2 separate regions of the Homo sapiens genome follow, and region 1 is linked to region 2. Evidence: read pairs that join two places in POLR2A ChIA-PET (ENCODE). Cell type or tissue: CD4-positive, alpha-beta T cell. All regions are shown on one strand. Each heading gives the region's core, and the rest is flanking DNA. Links, peaks and the distances in the headings are about the cores only. Region 1 overlaps PAFAH2 (platelet activating factor acetylhydrolase 2). Region 2 overlaps STMN1 (stathmin 1).

Region 1 (16,138 bases), core at 504-5,503, 76 kb before region 2:
AGGGCACTAAGTTATATTGTTTTGCCACTTTGTCTATTCTGTCTTCCCTGCTGGACTGGGAGCTCCTTGAAAGCAGGAACACTCATTTATGTCTATATCCAAAGCACATAGTAGACACTCAATGAATGTTGAATGAATGAATAATTAAATGAATGAAGTGCCATTCTGTGGAACTCAGGTCAGTCACCTGAGAGTAGATCCAGGAGAAGAGGGATATCTGATCCTTGTTCTCAGAGAGTTTGAAATCTAGAAGGATCTTTGGTGAAAAGTAAAAGTGATCCCTACCTAAGATCCTGACTGAAGGCCGTGGGCCCTGGTACCCCCCTCCTGGCTTTCTGAGCCTTTACCCCACCAGAGGGAGGAACTCCGCCCTTCCCTCCACCACCCTAACTATTCTTGCCTGGGATCCGCATGGCAATTCCAAATGTCTGGTCCTATTCCAGGTGTGCGGTGGCTCTGGATGCTTGGATGTTTCCTCTGGAACGTGACTTTTACCCCAAGGCCCGAGGACCTGTGTTCTTTATCAATACTGAGAAATTCCAGACAATGGAGAGTGTCAATTTGATGAAGAAGATATGTGCCCAGCATGAACAGTCTAGGATCATAACCGTTCTGTGAGTAAACCACAAGGTCGTGATCCCAGGGCCCTCTCCATTTGCCACTTGCTGTGGTGCCCTTAACTTCTGGATTACCCAAAACTTTCTACCCATTAGTAGGATACCTGAATACTTCCTGAATTGCAAAGTCTAAATTCTTTTAGAATTTTCTGTCTGTCCTTCTTCTCCACTGAGCTCCATCTACAGTGATTTATTCCATAGTTTATCTGACTTTATGACAGGATTTACCTAGTACTTTCTGAAAAAGGGCATTATGGGGTTGGGTGTTGGAAAGGAAGTGGTGTGGGTTTGGATGAGTTCCAGAGATTGCTAGCCTCATTTGGGAATTTTATTGGGTCTTTGGAAGAGTGTGAATATGGTAGACCTTTGATATTCACCAGACACATTTCTAGAGACCTTCATGAATACCAGAATCACAGATCACTGTTAACATATGTTGTCTTCCATAAACCTTCTATATTCTGGTCAAGAGAAGCCACATTTTTTCACTTCCATCATCAGCACTATCAGTTAGTTTTCTTTTGGGAGCCATTTTTCACAGGGAAAAAAACATTTTTAGTGACTTTAAGAAATGTTCCACATGTGGGAGGTGATATTGAGCCACAGATGTCGGGCTGAGATCTCACGGACTGCTCCTGCCCTGCAGTTGAGCCCAGCGGCACACAGGATCCAGGGATCCATCTGGTTCCTATTTCAGCAGAATGACAAGTGACTGCATACCATGGACCTTTGGAGTCACTGGGTAGTTGAAGTGCCAAATCCAGAGCCCTCGAGCACTGGGGCCGGCAGTATGGCCAGTGGCTTCTTCCCTTGCTCATCTTGGTCCTGGCCCTCTTTCCTAGGGCCACCCCTCCTCGTTCAGTTAGGTTTCATGGCAGTAGACACTGCCTGAATGCTTCCCCAGGTCAGATTCAGGAGGGAAAGGAGGTGAGGCCAGTTGGGAAGGGGTACACTCAGGGGACTTAACGCCTGGCAATGTATCGTTTATTCAACTGAGTGCTGGATACTCAAGTATCCCATATATTATTCTATACACCTTTTTGTGTGCCTTAACTAATGCATTTTTTAAAGTCAGTTTTTCTGTGATATCAGACAAATACTTTAGCATTTAGATTCTCTTTCTCTCACTGAATTGACTAGTAAATTCAGTTATGAATAATTTAGCCCAAAATTAACCTAGCAAGGATTTCACCTGCAAATTAAATTTATTTTCTGCCAAAGGACTTAAGTTCCAACCCAGAAACCCCCTTTTACAAAGCACTCACTCTTACTTTTCTGATTGTTTAAATAAAGGCAAGTAATTCCTTTTCCCTCTTCACTCTGTGGTACAGTTCTGAAGAATAACTTCATTTGTTTTGTGAATGTTTGAAATTCACCAGGCAAAAGCCACAGCTAATAGATTGTAGTAACATAGAAATGCCACGTGCCACAGATCCCACCTCCTTGCTCCTGTCCCTGCTCCTGCTAGCTCAACCTTTTCCCTGCACTGCCAGGCATTGTAGTCTACGGGTCAAGCCAGCTTTGAAGCCAAGCACATCTGGCTTCAAATCCTAACTCCATCCCCAACTACTTGTATGACCTGACCCTAAGCAGATAGTTTCTCTCCTTGGATTCTGTCAAGGGGGAAAATACTTCCCTTACAAGGTTGCTGTGAAAATAAAGTGTGATAATACATGAAAAGCACCTTGCACATAGTAGGTGCCTAACACACATCTGTATGCCCTAGCCGCCAGACCCCTGCCAGTTGTTTTTCTTTTCCCCTAGTGGTTCTGTTCATCGGAGTCAAACTGACTTTGCTTTTGTGACTGGCAACTTGATTGGTAAATTCTTCTCCACTGAAACCCGTGGGAGCCTGGACCCCTATGAAGGGCAGGAGGTTATGGTACGGGCCATGTTGGCCTTCCTGCAGAAGCACCTCGGTAAGGAGAAAACTGGGGCTCTTGGGGCAGCTGTGGGGTCCCTTAGATTTCCTTGCAGCAGAGTGAGAACTCTGACATGTCTGGGATCTGGGAAGGAGATTTATGGCAAATGGAAAACCTGAGTGAAGGAGAGACTTACATAGAATTACAGAAAAAACAAGTCCAGGTGCAGTGGCTCACGCCTGTAATCCTAGCACTTTGGTGGGTTGAGGTGGGAGGATGGCTTGGGGCCAGGAGTTCGAGACCAGTCTGAGCAACATAGTGAGACTCTATCTTTACCAAAAAAAAAAAAAAATTAGCTGGGTGTGGTGGCACACACCTATAGTCCCAGCTACTCGAGAGGCTACGGTGGGAGGATCAGTTAAGCCTAGGAGGTCTAGGCTGCAGTGAGCCATGATTGCACCACTGAACTCCAGTCTGAGCAACAGAGCAAGACCTTGTTTCTAAATAAATAATTAAACAAATAAATAAGAAAAAATACTTAACTGAAAGTTTGGAGATCCTGACTATCTTACTTGCAGAATGACCTGGCCTAGTCATTTAACCTCTCTGAACCTTGGTTTCCTCCCTGTAAATGGAGTATTCACCTCTCTCTACTCCACCACCTCTCTCCTTACCCAGACTCATTATTGCCCACCTTATCTGCATTGTAGGGGAGTTTATGAGGATAACGGGCTAAATTTATGGAAGTGTTTTAAAGAAACAAAGCATGGAAGGACTATGAATAATGTCATCAGTCATAGAGCAGCTAAAGGGCGAGGCCTGCAGAGGTCCATGGTCCAGCTTCCACCCAGAGGAGGCATCCTCTTATTAAGCTTTATTGGTTACAAAGACTAGAGGTTCACAAACTTAGCTTGAGAAAAAAAGGGGAGTTTGTTTATGAGAGTGCACCTGGACTGGGTGGGAGTGCAGTTATAGAAATCAGGGTGGCTGGCAGGACTGACTTTTCTTTCCGTCTGTCTCATGGGTTCAGTCTCTCTGTGTCTTCCTCTCACGACATCTCTTTTTCTTTGTTCCGTTATGCATTTTTTTTTCTGCTCTGTGGTTTTTCTCTCACTGATAGCAGCTGTTTATTCCATTTCTGCTTCCTCATAACTTCACTCGGCTTGAACCACTCAGAGTGTGTTCCCTTTAGCTTGCGGCATCCTTTCATCTTCAGCTCCCACTGCTCACTGCCATATTTTTTTGGATTTCTTTGAACAGATTTCCAAGAGAGGCAATTTGATTGTATCAGCTCCTCTTTGCCCACCAGAACACACTGTAGCCCCGTCCCAGCTAGGCTCTGAGCTCTCTGCATCAGAGGTCCCTTTCTGATCCCTCAGCAGGTGCTGTGTGCAGGGCAGTTTCCATGAGAAAGGAGCCAGGCTTGTCTGAATTTCAAAGGTTTGACTTAACTCTAACCTAAGAGCAAGATCTCCTAGTTTGTAACCCTCCTCTACTTGCCCAGGTTAACCCCTCAAGAGCTACCCATAGAAGCCTCAGACGGCACCTGGCAGTTCCCTAGATATTTGAAGTCACCTATGCTAGTCTTCTCTGAGTGTTCTGTTTATTAAACTAAATGTTCGTGGTACCTCCACCTGTCCCGGTTCAATTCCCCATGTTGCTATTTGTTATCCCCTTCCTTTGGAGTCGCTGTTTTTTGGTGCCCCTTCTAAAGTGTAGTGCCCTGGCCGGGTGTGGTAGCTCAACATCTGTAATCCCAGCTACTTTGGGAGGCTGAGATGGGAGGATTGCTTGAGGCCACGGGTTTGAGACCAGCCTGTGCAACATAGTGAGACCCCATCTCAGCAAAAAAATAAATAAAATTAGCCAGGTATGGTGGCATGTGCCTATAGTCCCAGCTACTCGGGAGGCTGGGGTGGAAGGATCACTTGAGCCTGGGAGGTCAAGACTGCAGTGAGCCAAGATCATGCCATTGCACTCCAGCCTGGGCAACAGAGTGATACCGTCTCCAAAAAATAAAATAAATAGATAAACTGTGGTGCCCTGACTTGACTATAATGTATTAGATGTGGTCTGACCGGTGCCATCCTGGACAGTCTCTTCTGTGCTCTGTTTTTTGTTTTGTTTTGTTTTGTTTGAGACGGAGTCTCACTCTGTCTCTCAGGCTGGAGTGCAGTGGTGTGATCTCAGCTCACTGCAACCTCAACCTCCTGGGTTCAAGCGATTCTCCGGCAGTTCTCCTGCCACAGCCTCCCAAGTAGCTGGGACTACAGGCATGTGCCACCACACCCAGCTACTTTTTGTATTTTTAGTAGAGACAGGGTTTCACCATGTTGGCCTGGCTGGTCTCGAACTCCTAACCTCCAGTGATCCACCTGCCTCGGCCTCCCAAAGTGCTGGGATTACAGGTGTGAGCCATCGCGCCTGGCCGTCTCTGTGCTCTGGACACTAGCCTTTTAGTTGGATGACCTGAGTGCATTCACATTCCTCACAAGTGCACAACAAACAGCCTGGATTGAGTTTGCATTTAAAACACATCTGTCTTACGCATTTATTGACTTTTTGGAAGTAAATTTTCATTTTTATATTTCTGCCTGTTCGTTTCATCTTACACATCGTGAGCCTTGATTCCAGCCTGTGTTTGGAGACCTTAGGGTCAATAAGAGATTTTAGGGCATCATTCTTATCACCTGGCAAGCAGGGAATGGACCCATGTCTCAAGACTTTAATGGCGCCTGACTGCCTGGTCCTCAGCCCCCTTCCCCTGTCCCCTCATAGGCACCATGTCATTATAAAAGCTTAAGATGAAAGATGATGGGAAGCCCACCATGGCACGATTGGGCTCCCTTTAAAAGCAATACCCGTTGAGCTAAGATACTCACTGTTAGAAACCTGCTAGCAGACATGGAAATGGGAGGTAGGAGGCACTTAGACTGAAAGAAGATTTTTGAGGACTTACTTTATGCCAGGCCTTCTGCTCCTGCTTTATCGCGTGTAATTCTAGAGACAGCCCTTTCCAGTAGATACCTTTATTATTAACTGCATTTTACAGGGGAGGATACCAAAGCGTAGGAAATTTAAGTAATTTCTTTAAGGTTATCTGGTTATCAAGTGGCAAAGCCAATATGTAACCTAGACTGGCCAATTCCAAGGCCCATGCCCTTAGTCACTTCACTATGCTGGCGGTGACTCTGGTGACAATTCAGAGTGATAAGTTCCATGGCCACAGTAGGCACTCAGTCTTTAGACTGTCCACACGGAGGACAGTCTCCTAACTTTGACAGGAGAGGAAGAACAGCTAGGAAAGGGGGCTTCCTTGACAACACAATGTTTGCCTTTAATCTTAGTGGAGGGTTCACAGGCAGGAAAGGGCGAGGGTCTTCTGGACAGAAGGCATAAATGCTTGAGTGGGCCTGGTCAGGATTGGGAAACTGTGTTTAGTGTATCTGGAGCTCAGGAGAGTGAATTGTTGAAAGGCAAAGATAGAGAAGTGGGCAGAAGCCAGAGGAAGAAGCCTATGGATTTGCTGAAGTGAGTTTGAATGTTATTCCACAGGCTGTCAGGAGCCCCTGGTGAGTTCTAAGCAGGTGAATGTTGTGATTAGACTTGTGTTCACAGTCTGGTGCATTGTGGAGGATGGGGCAAGGTGAGAGGCAGGGAGCTCTTAGGTAGGAGGCTTTTGCAGTAATCCGAGTGATAAGAGATAAGACAGTCTGAAAAAGTTGGGCACAGTGGCTCACGTCTATAATCCCAGCATTTTAGGAGGCTGAGGCAGGAGGATTGCTTGAGCCTAGGAGGTTGAAGCTGCAGTGAGCTGTGATTGTGCCACTGCACTCCACCCTGGGTAACACAGTGAGACCCTGTCTCAAAAGAAAAGAAAAAGGCCAAGGCTGTGGGCTTGGGCAAATTAGCTTTACAAAGAGAGAAAAGCTTTTAGTAGGCACACAGTACATTGTCACATGGGAAACTAAAATAGGCTGTAAGTGGCTCAGCTGAACCTCTCACTCTGAAAAAAATTCCTTCTGAGAGCACTTGTTTGGCTGTTCTGGGGATATGATCTTCTATGAAGACTGGTGCTTCCTTCATATTAACTCCATGCAGCTCCTGTCTCCACCTACTCTCCTCTCCCACTCTCCTGGAAGACTATTTCACACCTTTTTTCTCCTCGAACCTCTCACACCTCTTCCCTTATCCTGTCTCTCAGTTAACTTTGCCTCCCACTTCACCAAGAAAATGGAAGCAACCAGCACTTCCTCAGACTCCCAACACCACCTCTCCCCACCTTCCTGTGTATAATCAGCTTTCCTTTCGGTTACTAGAGTTCCCACCTCAGTTGCCTCATTAAGGCCAACCCCCCAACACAAGATTCCATCCTCTTCTGTCTGCTCAACATGATTGCGCCAGTGATTTTTCCCTCTTTATTTTATTTATTTATTTATTTATTTATTTAGGACAGAGTCTCACTCTGTCACCCAGGCTGGAAGGCAGTAGCTGCCATCTCAGCTCACTGCAACCTCTGCTCCCAGGTTCAAGCAATTCTCCTGCCTCAGCCTCCCGAGTAGCTGGGATTACAGGCACCCACCACCATGCCCAGCTAATTTTTGCATTTTTAGTAGAGATGGAGTTTTGCCATGTTGGCCAGGCTGGACTCAAACTCTTGACCTCAAGTCATCCGCCCACCTCGGCCACCCAAAGTGCTGGGATTACAGGCGTGAGCTACCATGCCCAGCCCCTCTTTACTTTAGATCATCAATTTTTCCCTCTCTGCTGGTTCATTTCATGCTGAAGTTTCTCCTAGAAAAAAATAACTTTCTCTTGACCTCAATATCCCCTGCAGTTGCCACCCATCTCCCTGTTCCCCATCACAGCAAAACTCAAAAGAATGTCTGCTTTCGCTTTTTCTAATTCCTCTCTTCCCATTCCCTCTTAACCCACTCCAGGCTTTTGCATCACAGTACTCCATCAAAACCGCTATTGTCAGGGTGCCCAGTGACCTTCACAATGCTAGCTCCAGTAGTTCTCATTCCCCAACTTCTGGAACTCTCTGCAGCTTCTGATAAAGTTGATGGCCCCCTCCTCTGGGAAACCCCCATCTTCACTTCAGAGATCCACACTGTGGACTTCCCCCTATCTCCATGTTTGGGCCTCTTCCATCTGCTGTGCTGCTTGCGGGGCCCAGTGCCTGGACCTCTTCTAATGGCTTTCCGTGCCAACTCCATGCTGGGGACTCCCTCTGCCACTGCTCCCCAACTCTACTTAGTCATCTAATAGAAGTAACAAACAAAACCAATTTCAACTGCACTCTTTTCCTTCTTCGTTAATCGTAGCTCCATCCTTCTAGTTACTCAGGTCAAAGTCTTCATCCTTGTCTCTTCTCTCATGCCTCCTACCCAGTCCCTCAAACAATCCTATTGGCTCTACCTTCAAAATACACATGGAATTGAATCACTTGTCACCACCCCACAGCTACCATCCTGTCCAAATCATCTCTCATCCAAATTAGTGCAGTGGTTTCCTAACTGGTCTCCTCACTACCACCCTTGCCAGTCCCTCTCTTCACAGTCTTTTTTTTTTTTTTTTTTTGAGAAGGCGTCTCACTCTGTCGCCCAGACTGGAGTGCAGTGGCGCGATCTCGGCTCACTGCAAGCTCCGCCTCCCAGGTTCACGCCATTCTCCTGCCTCAGCCTCCCGAGTAGCTGGGACTACAGGCGCCCACCACCAGGCCCGACTAATTTTTTTGTATTTTTAGTAGAGATGGAGTTTCGCCATGTTAGCCAGGATGGTCTTGATCTCCTGACCTTGTGATCTGCCTGTGTTGGCCTCCCAAAGTGCTGGGTTTATTTGTATAGATGTAGGGGGTACAAGTGCAATTTTCTTACACAGCTATATTGCACGTGGTAAAGTCTGGGCTTTTAGTGTACCCATCACCCGAATAGTGAACATTGTATCCAGTAGGTAATTTTTCAGCCCTCACCCCTCTCCTACCTGCCCACCTTTTGGAGTCTCCAGTGTCTTATTTTTCTACTCTGTATGTCCATGTGTACCCATCATTTAGCTCCCACTTATAAGTGACAGCATTCGGTACAGCATTCGGTATTTGACTTTCTGTTTCTGAGTTATTTCACCTGGGATAATGGCCTGCGGTTCTGCAAAACGTGATTTCGTTCTTTTTTTATAACTGAGTAGTATCCCATGGTATATCTGTACACCACATTTTCTTTATCAGATCTTCTGTTGATGGGCACTTAGGGTGATTCCATATCTTTGCTATTGTGGCTAGTGCTGTGATAAACATATGTGTGCAGGTGTCTTTCTGGTGTAATGATTTCTTTCCCTTTGGGTAGATAGCCAGTAGTGGGATTGCTGGATCAAATGGTAGTTCTATTTTTAGTTCTCTGAGGGATCTCCATACCGTTTTCCATGGAAGTTGTACTAATTTACATTCCTACCAACGGTGCATAAGTGTTCCCTTTCTCTGCATCCTCACCAGCATTTATTGTTTCTGGACTTTTTAATAATGGCCATTCTGACTGGTGTAGTATCTCATTGTGGTTTTAATTTGCATTTCTCTGACGGTTAGTGATGTTGAACTTTTTTTTTTAAATATGTTTGTGGGACACTTGTATGTCTTCTTTTGAAAAAAATGTCTATTCATGTCCTTTGTCCACTTTTTTCTTTTTTTGAGTCCAGTTTCTGCAGAATGCCTACTTTTTAATGGGATTATGTGTTTTTTTTTTTCTTGTTGAGTTGTTTGAGTTCCTTGTAGATTCTTTTTTTTTTTTTTTTTTTTTTTTTTTGAGACAAAGTCTTGCTCTGTCACCCAGGCTGGAGTGCAGTGGTGTGATCTCGGCTTACTGTGACCTCTGCCCCCCAGGTTCAAGTGATTCTCCTACCTCAGCCTCCTGAGTAGCTGGGATTACAGGTGCCCGCCACCATGCCTGGCTGATTTTTTCGTATTTTTAATAGAGACAGGGTTTCACCATGTTAGCCAGACTGGTCTCAAACTCCTGACCTCAAGTGATCCACCAGCCTTGGCCTCCCAAAGTGCTGGCGTTACAGGCGTGAGCCACCATGCCCAGCCTTTCCTTATAGATTCTGGATATTAGCCCTTTGTTGGATATATAGTTCAGAAATATTTTCTTCCATTCTGTAGGTTGTCTATTTACTCTGTTGATTGTTTCTTTTGTGGTACATAAGCTTTTTAGTTTAATTCAGTCTCATTTGTCTGTTTTTGGTTTTGTTGCATTTGCTTTTAAGGACGAATTCTTTGCGTGAGCCAATGTCCAGAAGAGTTTTTCTTCTAGGATTTTTATAGTTTCAAGTCTTATGTTTAAGTCTTTAATCCATCTTGAGTTAATTTTTATATATGCTGAGAGATATGGGTCCTGTTTCATTCTTCTTCATATGGCTATCCAATTTTTCCAGCACCATTTGTTGAATAGGGTATCTTTTCCCCATGTATATATTTTTGTTGACTTTGACAAAGATCAGTTGGTTGTAGGTATGGGGGCTTTATTTCTGGGTTCTCTATTCTGTTTCATTTATCTATTTTTCTGTGTTTATACAAGTAACATGCTCTTTTGGTTACTATAACCTTGTAGTATAATTTGAAGTTGGGTCATGTGATGCCTCCAGCTTTGTTCTTTTTGCTTAAGGTTGCTTTGACAGGCTCTTTTTTGGTTCCATATGAATTTGAGGACTTTTTTTCTAATTCTGTAAAAAATGGCGTTGGTAGTTTAATAGGAATTGCGTTGAATCTGTAAATTGCTTTGAGCATTATGGTCATTTTTAACAACATTGATTCTTCCATTCCATGAGTGTGGGATGTTTTTTCCATTTGTTTGTGTCATCTACAATTTCTTTCATCAGTATTTTGTAGCTCTCTTTGTAGAGATCTTTCACCTCCTTGGTTAAATGTATTCCTAGGTTTTGTTTTGTTTTGTTCTTGTTTTTGTTTTTGTTTTGGTGGCCATTACAAATGGGATTGAGTTTATGATTGGGTTCTCAGCTTGATTGTTATTGGTGTATAGAAATGCTACTGATATTTTTGTTTGTTTCTTCATTTGTTTTTTATAGAGACAGTGTCTCACTTTATTGCCTGGGCTGGTCTCAAACTCCTGGGCTCAGGCGATCCTCCTGCCTCAGCCTCCCAAAGTGCTGGTGTTATAGGCATGAGCCAGTGCACCCAGAAAAATCACCACCACTGATTTTTGTACACCAACTTTGTATCCTGAAACTTTACTGAAGAGTCATTTTATTTATTTATTTATTATTTTGGCTTCCTCAATCATGGTATTATTATTTATTTCTCTTTAAAAATATGGAAAGCTTAACGAATTTGCATGTCATCCTTGTGCAAGCGCCGTGCTCATCTCTGTATTGTTCCAGTTTTAGTATATGTGCTGCCAAAGCGAGCACTGAAGAGTCTTTTCTTCATAGAGCAGCCAGAGTGATCCTTTTAGGAATTTAGTGAGATCTTCTCACTCTTCTGCTCCGAATTCTCCAGTGGCTCCCAGTCTCCCTAAGAGCCAAAGCCAGACTCGATTATCCTGCCAGGTATATGTCATGTGGCCCTCCAGTCCCTCCTGGCCTCCTCCCCTGCTGTTCTTCCCTTGGCTCACTTCACTCTCACCACATGAGCCTCGAACGCGCCAGGCACGCTGCAGCCTTAGGGCCTTTGCACTGCTCCTCCCTCTGTCTAGAACATTCCTCTCAGATAGTCTCGTGGCACACTCCCACTTCCTTCAAGCCTGGCCTCAAATCTCACCTTCTCAGTGAGGCCCACCCTGACCACCCTTTTTAAAACATTGGCCTGGCCAGGCACCGTGGCTCACGCCTGTAATCCCAACACTTTGGGAGGCCGAGGCGGGCGGATCACAAGGTCAAGAGATCGAGACCGTCCTGGCCGACATGGTGAAACCTCGTCTCTACTAAAAATACAAAATTAGCTGGGTGTGGTGGTGCATGCCTGTAGTCCCAGCTACTTAGGAGGCTGAGGCAGGAGAATCACTTGAACCTGGGAGGCAGAGGTTGCGTTGAGCCGAGATTGACCACTGCACTCCAGCCTGGTGACAGAGCAAGACTCCATCTCAAAGAAAAAACAAACAAACAAAAAACATTGGGTCCTTCCTTTCTCCCTTCACTCCAACCCCTGGCCACCACCAGTGCTTCCCTTAACGGGCTCTATTTTTTTTCCATGGCACCTCTCCCCTTTTCACATCCTATATAGTTATTATGTTTATTGTTTGTCTCTGCCACTAGATGATGAGCTCTGTGAGGACAGCAGTTTCCATCTGTTTTGTTTGTGGATATATTTTTAGCTCAAAGAACAGAGTGTGGCACATAGTGGATGTGCTTATTGTTTTTTGAATTAATGACTATGTAGTACTTATACATTGAGGACCTATTCCGTGCCAGGTTCCTGGCAGGGCACTGGGAATCCAAAAATGCATGAGAGTGGTCCCTGCCTTCTGTCCCAGAGTCTGTTTGTTTTGAGGAAGGACACCATTCATCTGCTTAGCTTGCCCTGCTCCCTCAGCCTGAGGGCTTGGACCCTTTGTGCCTGTTCTTGCCGTGTAGTTACCCCTATTGGCTGTGAGCTCAGGGCCCCTTCTTGAGTCATTCCTGGAGTTTCGCTGCTCCATGATGTTGCTGTCCTCTTGCTCCTGCCCTTCACTGAAGTGGTCCTGGATTTGCACCCACAGGCTGAGCTGTCAGATACTGCTTTTTGCCTAGTAACCTCCTTGAGCCTGGAACTAGACTTTTCATTTTCTCAGCCTTTTTTTTTTTTTTTCTGAGACATGGTCTTGCTGTTGCCCAGGTTGGAGTGCAGTGGCATTATCACAGCTCACTGCCGCCAACTCCTTGCCTCAAGCAATCCTCCAGTCTTGGCCTCCTGAGTAGGTAGGACTTCAGGCACACACCACCATACCTAGCTAATTTCTTAATTTTTTTGTAGAGTTGAGGTCTTGCTACGTTGCCCAGGCTGGTCTAGGAACTCCTAGCCTCAAGTGATCCTCTTGCCTCAGCCTCCCAAAGCACTAGGGTTACAGGCATAAGCCACCATGCCCAGCCCTCTCTGCCTTTCTGACTTGGATTTGAATTCTGTCTCTACCACTTAATAGCTCTAATGACCTTGGGCAACTCAGGTAGCTTCCCTGATCCTCAGTTTCCTGAATTACATAATAAGATTAGTATTAATACTTAGTTCATAGGGATATGGTGAAAATTAAATGAAACCATGAATGTAAAGCATTTAGTACAATCCTTAGAATGAATTCTCCATCAATAAATGTTACCCTCTGTTATTATTATCGTTATTGAATTGTTATGGATTATGTAAGTCATTTATAAAGGCACTGAATAAATGATAGTTATCGTTACCGCCACCACCACACAACCCCACCAAAACCAGTCCTTTTGGTATCCCAGGCGCTCCTCTCTCTAGGATGACCCCTTCAATGCATGTCAGCTACTCTTTGACCAAACCTCACAATGATTTGCCTAATGTTCCTGTTTTTTTCCTTTTCAGACCTGAAAGAAGACTATAATCAATGGAACAACCTTATTGAAGGCATTGGACCGTCGCTCACCCCAGGGGCCCCCCACCATCTGTCCAGCCTGTAGGCACAACTGGCCATTTGTAAAGTCACTTCAGCCAAGTTTTCATTTGGGAGCTACCCAAGGGCACCCATGAGCTCCTATCAAGAAGTGATCAACGTGACCCCTTTTCACAGATTGAAAGGTGTAATCACACTGCTGCTTGGATAACTGGGTACTTTGATCTTAGATTTGATCTTAAAATCACTTTGGGACTGGGATCCCTTGCTGATTGACAAACAGACTTTCTGGGACCTTGATGGAGTGGGGAACAAGCAGTAGAGTGGGACTGGGGGAGACCCAGGCCCCGGGCTGAGCACTGTGAGGCCTGGATGTGAAGACTCAGCCCAGCGAAGCTCATTCCCTTACCCCCGGCCAGTGCTGCTGCTTCAGTGGAAGAGATGAAGCCAAAGGACAGAATGAAAATCCCTACCTTCAGAGACTCTAGCCCAGCCCAACACCATCTCTTCCTACCTCTCAGCCTTCTCCCTCCCCAGGGCCACTTGTTGAAGTCTGAGCACTTTATGTAAATTTCTAGGTGTGAGCCGTGATCACATTTTCTATTTATTTCCAAGTCTTCTCATTGTATGGAACATAGTACTACTTATACTTACAGTAGTAAGTTATACTTGTGAGCCCACAGAGTGGCAGACAGCATGGCTCTCACAGCACAGGGAGAAAAACTGAGGTACACAGAGGTACCTCAGAAGCTCTGGATGTCTTTGGGGGTTTTGCTAAGTGTATCTTGATAGGAAACAACAAAAGCAGGTTGAGATGGGGAAGATGACAGAACAACAGTGTTAAATGGCCATTTGCACAGGCCTTTGCCACAACAGAGAAGTAGTTTGGTCAGCTAAAACTCAGCTGCAGCCTGGACAGTAGAGCGAGACCCCATCTTAAAAATAAAGAAGGCTGGGCGTGGTGGCTCATGCCTGTAATCCCAACACTTTGGGAGGCCAAGGCAGGCAGATCACTTAAGGCCAGGAGTTCAAGACCACCTGGCCAACATGGTGAAACCCCGTCTCTACTAAAAATACAAAAAATTAGCCTGGCGTAATGGCAGGCGCCTATAATCCCAGCTACTCAGGAGGCTGAAGCAGAAGAATCACTTGAACCTAGGAGGCGGAGGTTGCAGTGAGTCAAGATCGCGCCACTGCACTCCAGCCTGGGTGACAGAGCAAGACTCTGTCTTAAAAAAAAAAAAAAGAAAAAGAAAAATTTAAAATAAATAAAATTTAAAAACGCAGAAGGCCACTCCCAGAGAGGCCTAGGAGTACCTTGGTCATTTTTTCTTGCCTCAAATATTATAAACCTCCAACTTGCTCAGAATCAGGGTGCTTTTATTGTCTGTTTTCTGGCTCTGAGGCCCTTGCCCCAAATTTAAGTCAGATACAGACTGAATTTCCATTCTGTTCTGTTTATAATATGAATGATATTAATACTCTTGTTTGCTTAATGTTATGTTGGAATTTTCTGTTTAATCTGCAGTAGAGCAAGATGGAGAGCCATCTGGAATTGACTTCCTTCTGTCTTTCTTCTGTGTTCGCTTACTACTTGGGCCCATGTGGGAAAAAAACTTTAAAAGGAAGGAAGTCTTCTTAGGGATCCAGTTCAAAGCTATTTGGGGGCATCAAACTGAAACTCTCTTCTCCACTACTCAAGACTTCGTGCCTCAGTCCAAGTAGGTAAGAGCAAAAGGGAAATGCATCTCTACACAATGGCCCATGGTCAGGGCCACCAGAGCAAGCTGGGCCTAGATCTCCACCTGTCAGTGACTGGCCATTCTAAGAGGTGAAACAGCAGATCGTTGAGGCTGTGAGGGAGGATCTTTGAATTCCCATGAGACATAGCATAAGAAGGGTATCATTAAAGCCCTGGGCTCTAAAGTTACAGAGCCTGGTTTTGAGTCCTGGCTCCACCACTGCCAACTGGGTAAATTTGAGCAAATGGTATTCTCTTTCTTATCTCAGCTCCTGCGTTTCTAAAATGAGGGTCTGCGTTATGAATAGTTAGGAGGATTAAGTGAGAGGATGTATAACCCATGGGTTACTTAAAAGTATATTTCCTACCTTCCAAACATGAGATTTTTCTAGTTATAGTTTCTTTTCTAGCTTGATTGCTTTGTGGTCAGAGAAAATGACCCATATGGTTTCCATCCTTCAAAATTTGTTGAAACTTGGTTGTTGGCCTAGTATGAGATCAATGTTGTAAATGTGCCATGTATGTTTAAAAAGACTATATATTCTGAAGAAGTTGTTGGCTTGCTCTTTTACTCAAGAACACATCATAGATTTCTGTCTTTTTTTTTTGAGATGCAGTCTCACTCTGTCACCCAGACTGGAGTGCAGTAGCATGATCTCGGCTTACTGCAACCTTCGCCTCCCAGATTCAAGCAATTCTCCTGTCTCAGCCTTCTGAGAAGCTGGGACTACAAGTGCACGCCACCACACCCAGCTAATTTTTGTATTTTTTTAGTAGAGATGGGGTTTCACCATATTGGTCAGGCTGGTCGCAAACTCCTGACCTCAGATGATCCACCTGCCTCGGCCTCCCAAAGGGCTGGGATTACAGGCATGAGCCACCGTGCCGAGCCCATAGATTTCCTTCTATGAGAGCACAGACAGATATATAATGGGGCCTTCCAACTACCACATGGGCACCAGAGACCCTCAGCACTTGCAGAACCAGCCGTAGGCCAATCCTGAGCATACGCCACCCTTGTGCTGATTCCACAAATGCTGAGAGGCCGGTTCTGGCAGTAGCAGCATGTGAGACCCAGGTTCTACCTTAGCTCCATAAATAACACAGGTAAATTTTACAAAACCATGAACAAGAGACCTGGAGCCTCCCTAGTGAAGGGAGTGTTCCAGAAACTAGATCCCTTTCCTTCATTCAATTCATGTTCTGGTAATCACTCATTTATCCAGCAAACACTAGAGTATGTGAATTTTCCATATAATTGAAAATTATCCTAGAGGCAGCAAAATATAATATTGATTATTTTGAATGGTAATCTACCAAAAAGATAATACACACACTTTTTAATCAAAGTGAGCTGAC
Region 2 (16,138 bases), core at 2,346-7,345:
TACTGGGTTAATGGCTAGTACTGTATTGGCTCTGTGAAAACATATTTGTGAAAAGAGTATGTAGTGGCTTCTTTTGAACTGTTAGATGCTGAATATCTGTTCACTTTTCAATCCCAATTCTGTCCCAATCTTACCAGATGCTACTGGACTTGAATGGTTAATAAAACTGCACAGTGCTGTTGGTGGCAGTGACTTCTTTTGAGTTAGGTTAATAAATCAAGCCATAGAGCCCCTCCTGGTTGATACTTGTTCCAGATGGGGCCTTTGGGGCTGGTAGAAATACCCAACGCACAAATGACCGCACGTTCTCTGCCCCGTTTCTTGCCCCAGTGTGGTTTGCATTGTCTCCTTCCACAATGACTGCTTTGTTTGGATGCCTCAGCCCAGGTCAGCTGTTACTTTCTTTCAGATGTTTATTTGCAAACAACCATTTTTTGTTCTGTGTCCCTTTTAAAAGGCAGATTAAAAGCACAAGCGTGTTTCTAGAGAACAGTTGAGAGAGAATCTCAAGATTCTACTTGGTGGTTTGCTTGCTCTACGTTACAGGTGGGGCATGTCCTCATCCTTTCCTGCCATAAAAGCTATGACACGAGAATCAGAATATTAATAAAACTTTATGTACTGCTGTAGCAACTCCTGTGAAATGACTAAAGGGAACCTTAATTATTTCTAAAGTAGCATTTGACTCGGGTGGTTAAGGTTGGCAGATACGTCATCTTGTATCCAGAGGCTGTAATAGTCCCCATTGTCAGTGCTTTGCCTCTCAATTCAGGGAACGCCTTTGGCAGCTTTCCTGTGCTATTTGAGAAATAGCCTAATTATACATATTTTGTGCCTCTCAGACATCTGTATAAAAGCTCTTGGAAGCCAAGCACTTATAGCAAAAGATGATTGCTAATACTGCGGTGGGGTCCATGTGTTGCTAACGCATGTGCCTCTGCTGCTTGGGCTGTATCTTGAGATTGGGGTTTTACCAAACTTATTCATGAGAACAATAACAGCCTACCTCAACTTACCTCCTAAGATTGTTAGGATTAAATGGGTTTGTGGCAAGAGAGCACACTTAGAACATAGATATTTAGCATTCCGTATAAATCACGATTACTGTTTTCAACCAGAGGCTAATGAGTGATCTAAGTTTATACTCTTGAGTTGGAAATTATGCAGTTTTTATATTCCTTAAATTGACTTTTAAATTTACTTAAATGATCAATCAGAGGAATTCTGAACAAAGCTTGGTTTAAGGAGTTACGCCCATGTAGGGCAAATAGGAGCAAGTGCAAGTATAGTTGAATACAACAATAGGTTCTGAGCAATATCTAAACCAAGAGGACAGGATGAGGCTTGTGTGCAGTGGTGCAGCACAGTTCATCTTGGCTCCTGTCTCTGGCACATAGCAGGTGCTCTGGGATCTTTAAAATACCAGTTCTGAATAGATGGGAATATAAAGAGGGCCTGAGGGTAGAAACTTGGCATAATGATACGAGGTGTCCTACAAGTGGCAGTGAGCTTTTGTTCATCTAAGACATTTAGGGAGGGAAACTGGCCTCAGGAGAAAGCAAGGGAAGGATCAACAGGCCTGAAAGGATGCCTCATCAGTTACCACCCATCCCATGGTGGCCCTGACTTCCTATCAGAGGGCGATCCTGAGCCCCTGCCTTGTGACAGGCTTAAGTCACAGGAAACTGAAGGGGATGCATCTTACCACAGAAATAGAAGCTCTGGCTTTTCTATTTCACCTTGACCTTTGGAGAAGCACTTAGTCCTGGGCCCCCATTTTCTCCTGGATAAAATGAGATGGTTGGGGGAGATCAGTTAAGTAACTTTCACTCCCCCATTCTTTGCATCTGGCTTGGAGTGAAGAGGAGGAGCGGTGGCACCTACGAGCTTCTGGGGAAGTGTCTCTGGGTATGCATTCCCGGGCCCGGCATTCTCTGCCATCACGGGAGTCTGCGTCTGTCCCAGTGGGGCCAGCCTCTCCCAGCAGTACTTCCAATAGATTGGCCTAATAAGGCCAGAGTGGTTTGACAAGCAGTTGGGGCTGTCACCAAGGAGCAGACTCCATTCCTTTTGTCTTGAATGGAAAATGAGGCTTGTCCCTTCCTGAGGATTTTGTACTTGGGCCTTATGGTTGACTGGGCTCAGTGGAGAGAGGTTTGAAGGACGTGAAGGAGGCCCTTAAATTAACATTTGACAAGCACCTAGATTGTGCTCCACACTGGCCTTTGCGCTAGGGATGGAGAAAAGATGGGGTGGGACCAGCATATCACGTGCCCATGTGAGGGGAAGGAGAGCTGTAGAATGCTTACTTACCTGAGGGTGAGGCTCTCGACCACATACTTGTACTCACCAGGGTGCTTTAGTGCTTTGGTGAAAGGAGTGACCACAGAGGGCTTTGTGGTCTGGGAAGCTTTGAGAGGAGAAAGGACATGAGCTTGTCCTTTTGGAAGTCAGATGAACCTTCCAAGCCAAACCCCAATAAAGCACTTAATTGTTAAACACTTAGTAAGCCTGTGATTGCCACGTGCACAGAGAACCTGCCATAGTTAATGGCCTTTGGCAGGCCCTCCAGGCAGGCCCCCTCCCCATTTTTTTATTCTAAGCAGTGGAGGCTCTTTGAAGGCTTTTGAATGTGGGGGGCTGCAGTGGTCAGTAACAAAACCATTTTAAGGAAGAGAAAGTGGAGGCAGGGTGAGTTGACTGGAGAGTGGCTGCCGTTCAGGCTACGGTGGCCATGGTGGCTGTTGGGGCAGCACAGGGATGAGGTGGGAGGGCCTGCTGGGCTCTGGAGCAATCCATGTGACTGACACTGCACTGAGGAACTGGGACATGTGCTCTAAACTTGGGAAGCTGGAGGAGAAAGAAATCACTCCACTTGGGAAAATGGCAGTGCTACTATTTACTGAGCACTTAACGTCCAGGCATCGTGTTCATTTTCTCCACCATAGAGAAGTGAACAGGCAGAGTAACGTACCCAAGGTCCTAAGCTAGTAGGAGAAGCTTACCCAGGCAGATCTGCTCTAAGCCCTGCACAGGAAGGGGGGCTGCTCTGACAGCTCAGCATCCCCTCGTTGCCCGGAACAATTCCCCTCTGCCTCAGACCTGCTCACAAGTCTCAGCAAATGAAAGCCCTACTATTCAGCCGTTCCCACCTCCTTAAAAAGGCAGGGCCTCTTATCCTTGCATGCCTTGGAGTGAGGTCTCATCCCCCACCCCCAGCACCTTTATAAAGGTGCTCCTGTCTACTCTGTATCATTCTCCCAGTGGAGAATTCTGATTTTCAGTGATGTTTTAGCTGTCCCGGTAAACCTGTGCACCCAGATGACAGTTTGGCTACCTTACTGCGAATTCATTTGTTTGAATCACTGTTAAATGTGGTTCATTTAGGAATACAGAAGATAAAGGCCAAATTTTTTCTTTTCTTTTTTTTTTTTTTTCGAGACAGTCTTGCTCTGTTGCCCAGGCTGGAGTGCAGTGGCACGATCTTGGCTCACTGCAACCTCCGCCTCCCCAGTTCAAGCGATTCTCCTGCCTCAGCCTCCCAAGTAGCTGGGATTACAGGCGTGCACCACCGTGCCTGGCTAATTTTTGTATTCTTAGTAGAGACAGGGTTTCACCACGTTGGCCAGGCTGGTCTTGAACTCTTGACCTCATGATCTGCCTGCCTCAGCCTCCCAAAGTGCTGGCATTACAGGCATGAGCCACCGCGCCTGGCAAGGCCAAGTTTCTTATAGAAAAGCTTCCCCCTTTGGATGGAGGTTGGACTTAGATGCCCTAGAAGTTCCCTTCCAAATCCAAGACTGATTCTCTACAGGGTTGGATTGCAGACCACCTGAGATCAGAGACCATGTCATAGACACAGAGCTGAACTCCAAGGACCCAGACACATTGCTGGTGAGCCAAGTCTCTTGACACTTGCCTCCTCCCTTTTTGCCCAGGTGAAACGAAGGTCCAAAATGTCCCTGTGGCTGAGGCCTCTGCCAGCAGAAGCTGGTATTCTGTACTTAAGGGCGTAGGAAAGGGTTTCTGACTTGTTTCGTACATGCACTTAGATTTTTAAAACTTAGTTGTAGGGTTTGATGAGCTCCAAAATGCAGCAGCTTCATGGAAGGGCTCTGGTTCATAGTTAGAAAGGCCTGGCCTGCTTCCATCGTGGCCAAGAGCAGAGCAGTACCTGCCCAGTCCTTGGGCACCATATCCTACTGAGACAAGTAGGCTGCTGAAATTGGATCCATAGGAAGAAAAAACAGACAGGAAATGAGCCAGCTACCTCATAGCAGCCATCTCAGCAGAAAAGGACTGAGCCTCTCCTGGGCCTGGAGCTTCCAATCCCTGTGGCCTCCTGCTCCCCTCACTGGCAGAAAGCCCCAGTATTCACTGGGATGGGGAAGTCCCCATGCTAAGCCTAGCCTCCCCTCTTCCCTGCTCTCACAGCTCTCTATTTAATAGCAGCAACTAATAATTATTTGCATTGTCTCAGTGAATCCCCAGAACAGCCCTATGAGGTTATCATGGCCATTCCATAGGCGAGAAGTAAGGCAACTGGACCTAGATTAGGGGATTTACCTAAAATGACAACTAGCAAGCAGTAGAGTCAGGACTCAAACCCAGACTTTTAACCCCCATGCTGTACTGCAACTCCTCATGTATCACAAGTGTTACTCATTAATTCAAGTGTCTCCCCAGCTAGAACACAGGGTCCCTGAAAACAGGGACTCCTCCTGTCACATTCACCACTGGATCTCCTGGCTCGTGGTGGGAGGTTAATGTGCTGGATTAAATAATGATGAGTGGGTGGGTGACTCCCACGGTCTACCTCAGGGCACTGGCTTTGTCCTCATCCTTTGCGGACCCCATGTGGAGTAAACCCGATTTTCTAGAAGCAAATGAAGGGTCTGCACCAGCTTTGCAGATGGCTCTGAGGTGCACAATCCTTAATGGAATCCTCCTGGATCCGAACGCACAAACTGGTGGCCTGCAGCCAATGTTGAACCATAGGCATGTTGCATTCAGCCCATGCTGTGTTTTAAATTGTTGAATTAGCTGACAATTCCATGTGAAAATCTGATTTCAAGCTTATCTTGAAAAAAGCTGACAGATCTGGCAACCCTGGGCTTGCAGTCCCACCCAGCGGCCGTCAGCGGACTCTGGGCAGTTGCTGCCCCCTTGAGGCGGGACTTGTGTTCTGCAGCTCTCCATCCCCTTGGGCCCACCCACTTCTGTCTTTCGCTGGATCCGCCCTGCCCCTGCTGGAGGCCCAGCATTTGCAGTCCCTGACACAGAGACTAGTAACTCCATCACTCCAAGTCAGCCAAACTGTTTTTTAGATCAAAAGTCCAGTCAGTATAAAAGGACGTGTAATAGCCTGTAATCCCAGCACTTTGGGAGACCGAGGCGGGCAGATCACGAGGTCAGGAAATTGAGACCATCCTGGCTAACACGGTGAAACCCCGTCTCTACTAAAAATACAAAAACAAGATTAGCCGGGCGTGGTGGCGGGTGCCTGTAGTCCCAGCTACTCGGGAGGCTGAGGCAGGAGAATGGTATGAACCCGGGAGGTAGAGGTTGCAGTGAGCATAGATCACGCCACCGCACTCCAGTCTGGGCAACAGAGCGATACTGTGTCTCAAAAAAAAAAAAAAAAAAAAAGACGTATAATAAAAGTGAATCTCCCTCCCTCCCAGGTCACCTAGCTGTCTCCCGTGTCTCCTTCCAGAGATGTACTGTACCTCTAAGCCCAGTCACCAAACACTTGCTGGCACCTCTATGGGCCAGACACCAGCTGGGTATCAGGATCACATGGTACTTTTTCAAAATATGAGACTCAGGACCCTCAGACCTTTGGAGGTAGAATTTCTAAAATTGGAGCCAGCCTGTTGCTGGGTGTGGTGGTACACACCTGTAATCCCAGCACTTTGGGAGGCCGAGGAGGGAGGATCACTTGAGGCCAGGAGTTAGAGACCAGCCTTATTTATTTAGAGACATAGCAAGATTCTGTCTCTAAATAATTAAAAAATGAAAGTAAATAAAAAAATAAAATTGGAGCCCCAGTGTCTAGAATTTTTTTCAGACAGGGTCTCTCTCTTTGTCACCCAGGCCGGAGTGCAGTGGTGCAAACACAGCTCACTGCAGCCTCAACATCCTTGGCTCAAGCAATCCTCCAACCTCAATTTCCAGAGTAGCTTGGACTATAGGTGCATGCCACAATGGCCGGCTAATTTTCGTATTTTTTGTAGAGACAAGATTTCACCATGTTGCCCAGGCCGGTCTCGAACTCCTGAGCTCAAGCAATCCACCAGCCTCAACTTCCCAGAGTGCTGCGATTACAGGCATGGGCCATCGTGTCTGGCCTAGATTTTTTTTTTTAAGCCAGCGTTTCTGTTGCTCACCTAGGCAGAGACCCCTCAGGATGCAACATCTAAACACCATTGCCATCTCTCCAGTCCCCAACAGCCTGGTGGAGATGGGCCTGCAGCTGCACCCATCACAGCCCCTGCTCACAGTGTGCAGACTGTACCCTGCACAGGAGATCCCACTGAGGAGATGTGGGGCCTGAAATCCAGTCATACCCTACAACCAAGGCACACAGTACATTCCCTCATCTTCCCAGGAACAGGCACCACTTCCTAATTTACCATGTTACCCATTCAATACAAATACAGGGAGACCTGTGCTCTCCTCTGCTGTGGGACACAGATAGGGGCTCCTCAGGATGCAGGCCCAGGATGAATTCCTGTAGGAGATAATGCTTGGGTCAAGTTTGGTTTAGGGAATAGAAGCAAAGAAGTCACCTCTCTACTTTTTACCTCCCCAATCCAGGCTACCCCACCCCATGACTCCCTGTGGTTATCAGGGACATCACCATTCTCCTGGCCACTGACAGGGACACTTTAATAACAGTACACATTGGCCAGGCGCAGTGGCTCACACCTGTCATCCCAGCACTTTGGGAGGCCAAGGTGGGCGGATCACCTGAGGTCAGGAGTTTGAGACCGGCTTGGCCAACATGGTGAAACCCCGTCTCTGCTAAAAATACAAAAATTAGCCAGGCGTGATGGCGGGTGCCTGTAATCCCAGCTGCTTGGGAGGCTGAGGCAAGAGAATGGCTTGAACCTAGGAGGCGGAGGTTGCAGTGAGCCGAGTTCACACCATCGCAGTCCAGCCTGGTCAACAAGAACAAGACTGTGTCTCAAAAAAATAAATAAAAACCACTGTACATCAACAAGGCCCTTGGGGACAGCTGGGGCATAAGTAGGTGTCAGCCATACATCAGAGCAGTGTGCCTGCCCTGAGCTGCTTGGGGTTGACCAGCCTGGTGTCCAGAAATGCCTGCTGGAGGGAGTCGTGGTACAGGAACCTTGTGCTCTTAGAAGGTCTCCTGAGAGGCCCTGTAAAGCCAGAGTCCCTCTTAGCAGCTCAGATCAGTGCTATCAAAGTATAGCTCGGGGATTGCTGCCAGCATACAAACTTTTACTGGTCTGCAGCGAGATAAGTACAGAAATTGAAAGTAAGCATTTAGAAACTTTTATAACAATTTTACAAGGTCTTGTCAAATGTTATTAAAACAAAGCTGAGGCTGGAATTTCACCTTTTTCATTTCGTTTTTTTCAATTTAAACAAATTGTAGTAAAATATAGATAATATAAATGTACCATTTTAGCCATTTTTGAGCGTACAATTTAGTAGCAGTAAGTGCTTTCACAATATTGTGTAACCACTAGTATTATATAGTATATATTTTTAAAATTTTACAGAAGTATTAAGTTAGCAGCAGATTAAACATTTTTTTCTTAAATTGAGCTTGAGAAGCGCTGGCCTAAATGGTAACCTGTGGGGAAGCCTTGATGGTTTGGAGGCTCCTAATTGAGTCCATTGCTTGGCTTTTTTCCCCAAATCACGGAGTGGAGTTAGGTCCCAGAGAATGGTGTTGGCTGAGGCCCAGGCTCCCACCCGGGCTAGAAAACTGGGCAGATGGGCACCACCCTTGAAGGGAGGCCAGCCAGGCACTGCAAAGCCTGGGGTAGTGCTGTCCCGTGTGCCCGGGCCAGGAAGGCTAGATGAGAGGCCCGGGGGCGTTTGGTTTAGAGGCCCAGCAGGCTTTCCTTCTGACTCAGTGTAGGGAGGCGGTTGTTTAGAATCTCAAGAATCTCAGCTCCAGCTGGGAGGGGACCCTCAGCGGCTCAGCGGCTCAGCCGTGGTGGCATCTACCCTCCCTGTTTAAAGAAGGAATCTGAGGTAAGAGAGAAAGAACTGGTTCAAGCTTGCAACCAGTTAGTGATGTAGTAGTGATGGTCTCAAATACAGGCCTTTTAATTCCTAGGCAGAGGCAGGGCAGAGATTTTATTTAAAAAAAAAAAAAAAAAAAAAAGTCTTGCTCTGTCTCCCAGGCTGGAATGCAGTGGCGCAATCTCGGCTCACTGCAACCTCCGCCTCCTGGGTTTAAGCAATTCTTCTGCCTCAGCCTCCCAAGTAGCTGGGATTGCAGGCACCCCACCACCATGCCCAGCTAATTTTTGTATTTTTAGTAGAGACGAGGTTTTGCCATGTTGGCCAGGCTAGTCTCGAACTCGACCTCAGGTGATTCGCCCACCTCGGCCTCCCGAAGTGCTGGGATTACAGGCGTGAGCCACAGCACCTGGCCTAATTTATTTTTAATTTTAATTTTTAAATTTTTCTCAGACTTTAGTGAGCATAAGAATGGGCAGAGATTTTTAGAGTCACACAGAATAGTATTCCGGTTCTGGCTCTAAGAGCTTTTCAGGGGGCTTGGGCACCCATACCCTCATCTGTAAACTGCAGAGACCCCCTCGCAGGCTGCATGAGTATTGAGCCCAGTGCTGAAATGCCCAGCACAGGGCTGGCCCCTCCCTGCCCAGTGTTCCTCCTGCCAGCTTCATGGGTCTCCCCAGCCTGCCATTTCCCCCTCATTGTGTGTGTTGGTGGTGGGGGGTGGCGGGGTGCAGATGAAGGCAGATCCTCTTCCCCAGAATGAGGAGAGCAGGGGGCTCACAGCCTGCTGCACTGGCCCACCTCCACAGCCCTGTCCCCACTGGCCGCCTCTCTGTACTTGCCTCTGCCAACTCTCTGGGTCTTTGGCCTTTCTTTCCAAGATGCAGAACGTTTGTAAAACGAAGGGGTTGGACCAGAAGAACTCAGAAGTCCATTTTGAGAAGGGGAAGCTAAAGTTCAGATGCCTTAAAGTTCTGTGTCTTTTCTAGGAGGTCCAAACTCCCAGCATATCTGACTGGGCTGCCCCCAGGGGACTGGGACATCTGCTTTTGTGTCACCTGGCTCCATCATTTCTCCCTCCTCTCTTTTCTTTCTCTTACATGACTGAAGTTGTTTGAGCTCTTAAACAATTTGCCGTGCATTGTATAGGCATTTTACATAATCCATCTGAATTTTTTTTTTTTTTTTAAGATGGAGTTTTGCTCTTGTTGCCCAAGCTGGAGTGCAATGGCATGATCTCGGCTCACTGCAACCTCTGCCTCCTGGGTTCAAGCAATTATCCTGCCTTAGCCTCCTGCAGCTGGGATTACAGGTGCCTGCCACCATGCCCGGCAAATTTTTGTATTTTTAGTAGAGATGGGGTTTCACCATGTTGGTCAGGCTGGTCTTGAACTCCTGACCTCAGGTGATCCAGCCACCTCGGCCTCCCAAAGTGCTGGGATTACAGACATGAGCTGCTGTGCCCGGCCCCGATTGAATCCTTAAAACAACCTTGTGAAGTAAATACTATTCTTTTTTATCCCATTTTATAGATGAGGAAACTGAGGTTCAGAGAGGGTCAGGTCACTCATCCACTGCTAATTAGAGGCAGAGCCAGCAGGCTGCTTGCTCTCTCAATGCCATTTTCCAGATGGCGGGGGTCCCATTCTGGCTTGAATTCATGGGGCTCAATATGGCAGTGCCTGTGCTCACCTCTTCTTTCCAGTTTTTTCCAAATGGTCTCTGACTCAGTCCCTGGATACGCTCGCCTAGCAGGATCTCCTGGGCTGCTGGGTGTGTCCCGTAGACCCTGGCCGACCTACGGATGAAATGAGTAGTCAGACAGGTATGCAGTGTAACAGCAGCTAGATGACTACCTGGCTCTAGTGGCCAGAGAGCAGCCCCGAGAAGCTGGGGCTGCTTGCTTTTATTCCGTGCAGGCACAATGCCGGAAACCTGGAGCCAACACAACCTGTAGGTAATTAACATTTATTCTTCCCCTTTCAGGGAACTTCATGTGCAGATAATCAAAGGTCAGTTTCTGGTCAACATAAGTAAACAAGCCTGTTTAAGATAAATTCCCCCACACTCCCTTGTACCTACTCCTTGCCCTCTGCCTCAGGGTTATGGAACAGCTGCCTTCAGCTGTTCTCTCCTGGAGCTTTGCAGAGCCCTCTGACCTTTCAGAAGGCCTGCTCCTTTTCCCTGTAGTTTCTCCCACCACTCTGACTGATCTCCTACACTGGGCAATCAGGGAAGAGGGCTGGGATGTTAGTCCAGTTTCGGACATACCTCATGTGTTGCGTCCCCTTCCCCAAGCTCCTTCTTCTGCTTTCTCTTTAGATCTTCAAGAGCTAGAAGGTTCCCTAAGAGACCACCCGAAACAAGCCTCTCCATCCACGTATTCATTGAATGAATACACCTCCAGTCCTCCTACTTACCAGGCAGTGTTAGGTCCTGAGGATACAGCGATGGACAAGGCAGACAAGGTCTCTGCCCTTGTTTACATCCTGGGGGGAGAAGACAGACTATAAAAGAGATTAGGATGAGTGCTGTGAGGATGAAAAGGGTGATATAACAGACAATGACTGTGGGCAGGTGCAGTGTGTTCCTGGCAAAGGGAACTGCTAGTGCCAAGGCCTGATGGCAGGAACTAGCAGGTGTGAGGAAGGAGCCTAAGTGAGGCCCTCTTGGCTGGATGAGGTGGGCAAGGGGACCCCATACAAGGAGGTGCTCAGGGTCCAGCTGTGTAGCCTGGGGCCAGGGCGAGGGTTTGGTTATAGTCTGCATGATGCAGTTTTGAAGGGCTTTAAGGGGGGAGTGATGTGATCAGATTACATGTGTAAAGAATTCTTCAGCCACCAGGAGGAGAATGGACGGTAAGGAGAGCCGGAGTGCACAAGGGAGAGAGATGAGAGTGGCTTGGACAGTGAGGTGGAGGGTCATGGTTAGATTCAGGATCTAGGTCATGGTGAAGATAACAGGAGCTGTTGGACTGGATGTGGGCATGCAGTGAGGGCTGACTCTTGGGCTTTTCCCTTGGGGAGCTGAGTGAAGGGGGGTGCCATCTACTCAAACAAGCCTGGAGAAGGAGTAGGTGTGGGGGGATGGATGGAGGGGAACAATGGTTTCATTTGGCCATCATGGCAGACCTTGCTGGCTGCTCTCCCAGGACTGAGTCTCTCCTCCCTTATAACAGAAACCTGAAAAGTGTTTTATTTTGTTGTTTTTGTTGTTTGAAATGAAAGGTCTCACATATTTATTACTGAACCCAGCCAACCAACGCATTCATAACAGATTCAGAGAGGAAAAATGTATTCCCAATAAAACATGTCTAACTGCAGATAACGGTGACATTTTCAGCTTGATATGGTAATGTGATTGTGACCTTCAGACAGCATAAATGTGTGTGCCATCTCATGTGGAATTCCTTATAGACCCAGCTTGGTTCTCCTCCGATGTCTCCTTTTGGAGTTGTACCTGATTTTATTGCCAGTTTTCATCCTAATCCACTGGAGAATGGAACGATTTTGCTTTTGTTTCTTGACCAGGAAGTCTTGTGAGAAGACATGGCAAGAAGCGGAGTCAAGCACACACCACGATGGCAGAGAAAGGGAGAGAGGGGCCATTGTTTTTGTTGTTGTTAAGTAGTCACCTGTCTGGCTCCTTGTACCTTTTGCCCTTTTCCCATCCTCCTTTTTCCTGGAACAGAGACGTGATACCTAGAAGTACAGCAGCCATCTTGTGATCATCAGGGTAAAAGTCACATGATGGCTGGGACAGGGAGATGGATAGATCGTGGGTCCTTGATAATATCATTGAGCTGACATACCAGTCTAGGCAAGTTGATCATTTTACTTGTTTAAGCCACTGTTTTTGAGCCACCACACCTGGCCCATTGTGGCTTTTCATTGCTTGCTGCTGAATGAAGTCATAGCTGATGGAGTCATGTTGAGTTCAAGATTTTTGGAGGAGGGACGTGGGTCTAGGGAAGGAGGATGAGGTTACCCCATACACTGAGCTAGTCAACCCAGAGTTCAGTCGTTTATTCATTCAAGAAATATTTATTGAGGACCTACTATGCACCAGCACTATCCCAGGTGCCGAGAATTTAGCAGCAAATAAAGCAAGGATTCTCACCCTTGAGGAGTTTGCATTCTGCTGTAATCAAGAAGCCAGCCTGACTTATGGGCAATTGCATTTCATTTAATCCCAAGGGTGGTGGGGTATGAGGTGTGAACAGGTGATGGTGGTCGGGCATGGCATGTCTATTCCCACAGCCCTCCTCACCCACTCGTGATGTTAGCAAATCAAAATAGTCAACATGTTTCTTCAGTGTTTTCTAGGAGCCAAGCACTGTGCTGTGTTCTACCTCTGACGGAGGTGTTCTGATTATCCCCATGTTATAGGAAGGTTAAGAAAGCAGCTCTAGTCACACAGCTAACCAGCGGTTGTGCTAGATTTAAACCCAGGGCTTTCTGACTCCAGAAATTCACTGACCCCCCTCCCACCCCTGGGCAACCTCTTTAAAAAACAACAACAACAACAACAACAAGGGCCGGGCACGGTGGCTCACGCCTGTAATCCCAGCACTTTGGGAGGCCGAGGTGGGTGGATCACGAAGTCAAGAGATCGAGACCATCCTGGCCAAAATGGCGAAACCCCGTCTCTATTAAAAATACAAAAATTAGCCAGGCATGATGGCACATGCCTGTAGTCCCAGCTACTCAGGAGGCTGACGCAGGAGAACCACTTGAACTCGGGAGGCGGAGGTTACAGTGAGCCAAGATTGCGCCATTACAGTCCAGCCTGGCGACAGAGCGAGACTCCATCTCAAAAAAACAAAACAAAACAAAAAAACCCCAAAAAACACATCTTTATTGTCTAGAAATCTATATTTTCAAAATCCCCCAGAAAAGATGCTGTTCTCTCACTTCCCCCATTTTCTTCCTTTTCTTCCATACCTCTACTATAAAGGACATTTTTATACCATATTAAAACTTCACCCAGATGTCCAGACAGCTCCCCACCTATGTATTTCTCTTATTTGCAAGCTGCATGTTCATGTAGCCATCTAAGATGCCAGATAGCCCTTGTACTCCATTCCCCACTTTGTTTCAGCATCACCGGCTTTCCTGTTAACCCACTGAGGAAAGCTTCGGGATTGAGGGGTAGACTTACCGTAACTATGGGCAAATGCTGCAGGCTCCTGGACAACCTCTTGGCCCCTTTTCCTGTACCCCTTTTTGTCATTGTTTAACAAACCACTTCCTGATTTCCCCTTTCTCCTTGCTTTGGAAAGGGACAATGTCTCTTGTTCATTCCTGTGGTCCAGGCACCTGAACGAAGGCCTGGCAACCTTCATTCCTCCATCCCACTTTTTAAGAAGCTTTCTCTATGCTGAGTGCTGGGAATATAGACAAGTCACAGAACAAGACACACAACCCAGGAGGGAAACAGGTAATTAACAGGTGTCACAGTATAATGGGTCTGGTAGGATAATCAGAGGGACCTACCTTTCCTTGGTACAGGAAAGGGCATCCAAGTCAGAACAGGGTGGTGGGGACCGGTCAACGAGGGCTGCCTGGAGGAGTTGACACCTGAGCTGAGTCCCAGATGAGAAGCAGGAGTTGAGCAGATAAATAAAAGCAGTGGGGCCAGGCACGGTGGCTCATGCCTGTAATCCCAGCACTTTGGGAGACCGAGGCAGGCAGATCACGAGTTCAAGAGATCGAAACGATCCTGTCCATGGTGAAACCCCATCTCTCCTCAAAATACAAAAATATTAGCTAGGTGTGGTGGCAGGCATCTGTAGTCCCAGCTACTCAGGAGGCTGAGGCAGGAGAATCTCTTGAACCTGGGAGGCGGAGGTTGCAGTGAGCTGAGATCACACGACTGCATTCCAGCCTGGGCAACAGAGTGAGACTCCATCCCCCACCAAAAAAAAAAAAAAAAAAAAAAGTGGTGGGGGTGTTCCAGACAAAGGGAGCAGCACATGGAGGGTGGAGAGAGGCGAGATGGCAGCATGTGAGCATGGCTGGACTGTGGATGCAGGTGCACTCGTCTCCCACTAAGGAGTCCCGCCTAAGCATCCTAGAAATCTGGGGCCAGAAGGATCTTAATCATCAACAAATCCAACCTCCTCCTTTTCCAAATGAAGCCCAGAGAGGGGAAGCCATTTTTCCAAGGTCACATAGAAAGCTAATGATGGAGAATAGACTCAAACTTGCTGCACTGCCTGAGTTTTGGATTTTCTTTTTTTCCTTCCATTCCTTCCCTCTGCCCTTCCCTCCCACTGTCCTCCAATTCATATTTGTCACATGCCTACTTTGCACCAGCCCAGTACCCTGACCTCCTTGCCTTAGAACCTTAGGCTTCCAGAGCCTAGGTCATCACCACCTCTTCCTATCAAACCTCCTCCCCACACCCCGTTCCTGCCTGACCTTTCCTACTCGTTAAAAATCCAGATGCCTAGGTTGCTTCCCATACCAACAAGATCAGAATGTCTGGGGGTGGGGGCCAGGTGTCAGTATTTTTTAAAGATCCCTGGATGATTCCATTTGTAGCAAAGTTTGAGAACCACTGTTTTAGCCCTGATGAAGGGCCCCTCCACCTCCTGTCCCTTGGCCTCTGGGTTGCAGATGACCTGGTGATTTTTCTTTTTCTTCCAGATGTACTTCTGGACTCACGGGCCTGGGGCCCACCCAGCACAGATCTCTGCTGAGCAATCTTGTCTCCACTCTGTTCCTGCCCTTTGCCCAGCCCTGGGCCTCCAATCTGCATTGATTACCTGGTCTGATCTCTCTCACCATCACTAGGTACTTAATAAATATTTGCTGTTGATGATAGCAATGACCTTGAGACTGATGAACAGTCTGGCCAAGAGGATCCTTGATGTGGAAGATAGAAAAAGCCTTTGGGGTCAGGCAGACTTGGATTCTAATACCAGCCAGTTCTGCTTGCTGTGTCTGAGCCTCAGTTTACTCATCTGTGAAGAGGAGGTAGCAAGAATGAAAATGCCTGCCTTGTGGTTTGTTGTAAGGACAGACACTGCCAACGTAGAGGGCCCAGCAGCTCACAGACCAGTTGCTCTGAGAGCAGACCACTCTTGCCTTGATGGTAGGGAACTATTTTTGTGCGTGGCAAGTGGGACCTTAGGAAGGAAGGCAACTGTGAGGCTTCTGAGAAGGACCCTACACAAGGGAGTTTCCTCCCAGGGCAGGTGAATGGAGAGGGTGGCAGAAGCCTACGGGAAGGGGTCACAGGGATCAGCTAGAGAGTGCCACCACCCTTCCTGGGGAATGCAGGGCAAGGTCCCTGGTGGGAGTTTTCCTGGGAAGCCAAAGAAGCGCCCAACAAAGACAGAATCAACATTTGGGTACCTTTGGTACCCAGAGGCAGCAATGCCAACTACAACCACACTGGAAGAAGAAGACCTTCTCCGCATAGATTCTCTGATCTCTTCCTCCTTCATGGCACCAGCCCTGGGGAACCAGCATGGTGGGGAAATAATGAAGCTGGAATACAACCACTTACAGACTTCACAACCTCCTCCTGTAGATACCAAAGGGATTTTAGGATCACATTTTATTTCTCACCTGAGCAAGAAAAGCTACAGGAGCATCTCAAGCAGAGGGCAGGAGTCTCCAGAGGAGTTCAAGGGGCTCTGGCAAGAAAAATCAAGGGGCTGTGTTCAAGAACTGGCTCCCTTGGTGATTGTATTACGAAGCCCATGTGTGCTGGATGCTGATGAAATTGCTGCCAAATGCCTGTGCAGCCTTGGCAAGGCCCTTTATTTCTCTGGGTCTCCATTTCTCTCTCTCTTTTTTTTTTTTTTTTTTTTTTGAGGCAGAGTCTCACTCTGTCGCCCAGGCTGGAGGGCAGTGGCGTGATCTCGGCTCACTGCAAGCCCCACCTTCTGAGTTCACGC

The links. Peaks named below come from ENCODE experiments on the same cell type or tissue, not always from the same donor. Only the 100,000 strongest peaks of a DNase experiment are listed, where the experiment ranks them.
Region 1: POLR2A ChIA-PET joins it to region 2 with 18 read pairs; 13 of 35 experiments call an interaction of 5 or more read pairs at or near these places.

What each region holds. Positions count from the first base shown.
Region 1 is chr1:25,958,956-25,975,093 of GRCh38, reverse strand. It overlaps PAFAH2 (platelet activating factor acetylhydrolase 2), which reads left to right. Exons shown (of 11, transcript NM_000437.4): 9 at 444-614; 10 at 2,382-2,536; 11 at 13,011-15,327. The coding sequence ends at 13,105. It also overlaps the pseudogene RNU6-110P. Among named protein-coding and RNA genes, the nearest start is that of PAFAH2, 31 kb to the left of the region's middle. In CD4-positive, alpha-beta T cell, for the core only: no CTCF peak of the experiment used is centred there; a DNase peak (open chromatin) is centred at 3,543; H3K27ac peaks cover 1,786 bases.
Region 2 is chr1:25,884,611-25,900,748 of GRCh38, reverse strand. STMN1 (stathmin 1) reads left to right here. Exons shown (of 5, transcript NM_005563.4): 5 at 1-633. It also overlaps the pseudogene SNRPFP2 and the pseudogene RPL39P7. Among named protein-coding and RNA genes, the nearest start is that of STMN1, 14 kb to the left of the region's middle. RefSeq lists enhancers at 5,069-5,118, 5,037-5,331, 9,124-9,627, 9,628-10,131, 9,639-10,838 and a silencer at 10,157-10,451. In CD4-positive, alpha-beta T cell, for the core only: CTCF peaks have their summits at 4,964 and 5,163 (motif pointing left); a DNase peak (open chromatin) is centred at 5,188.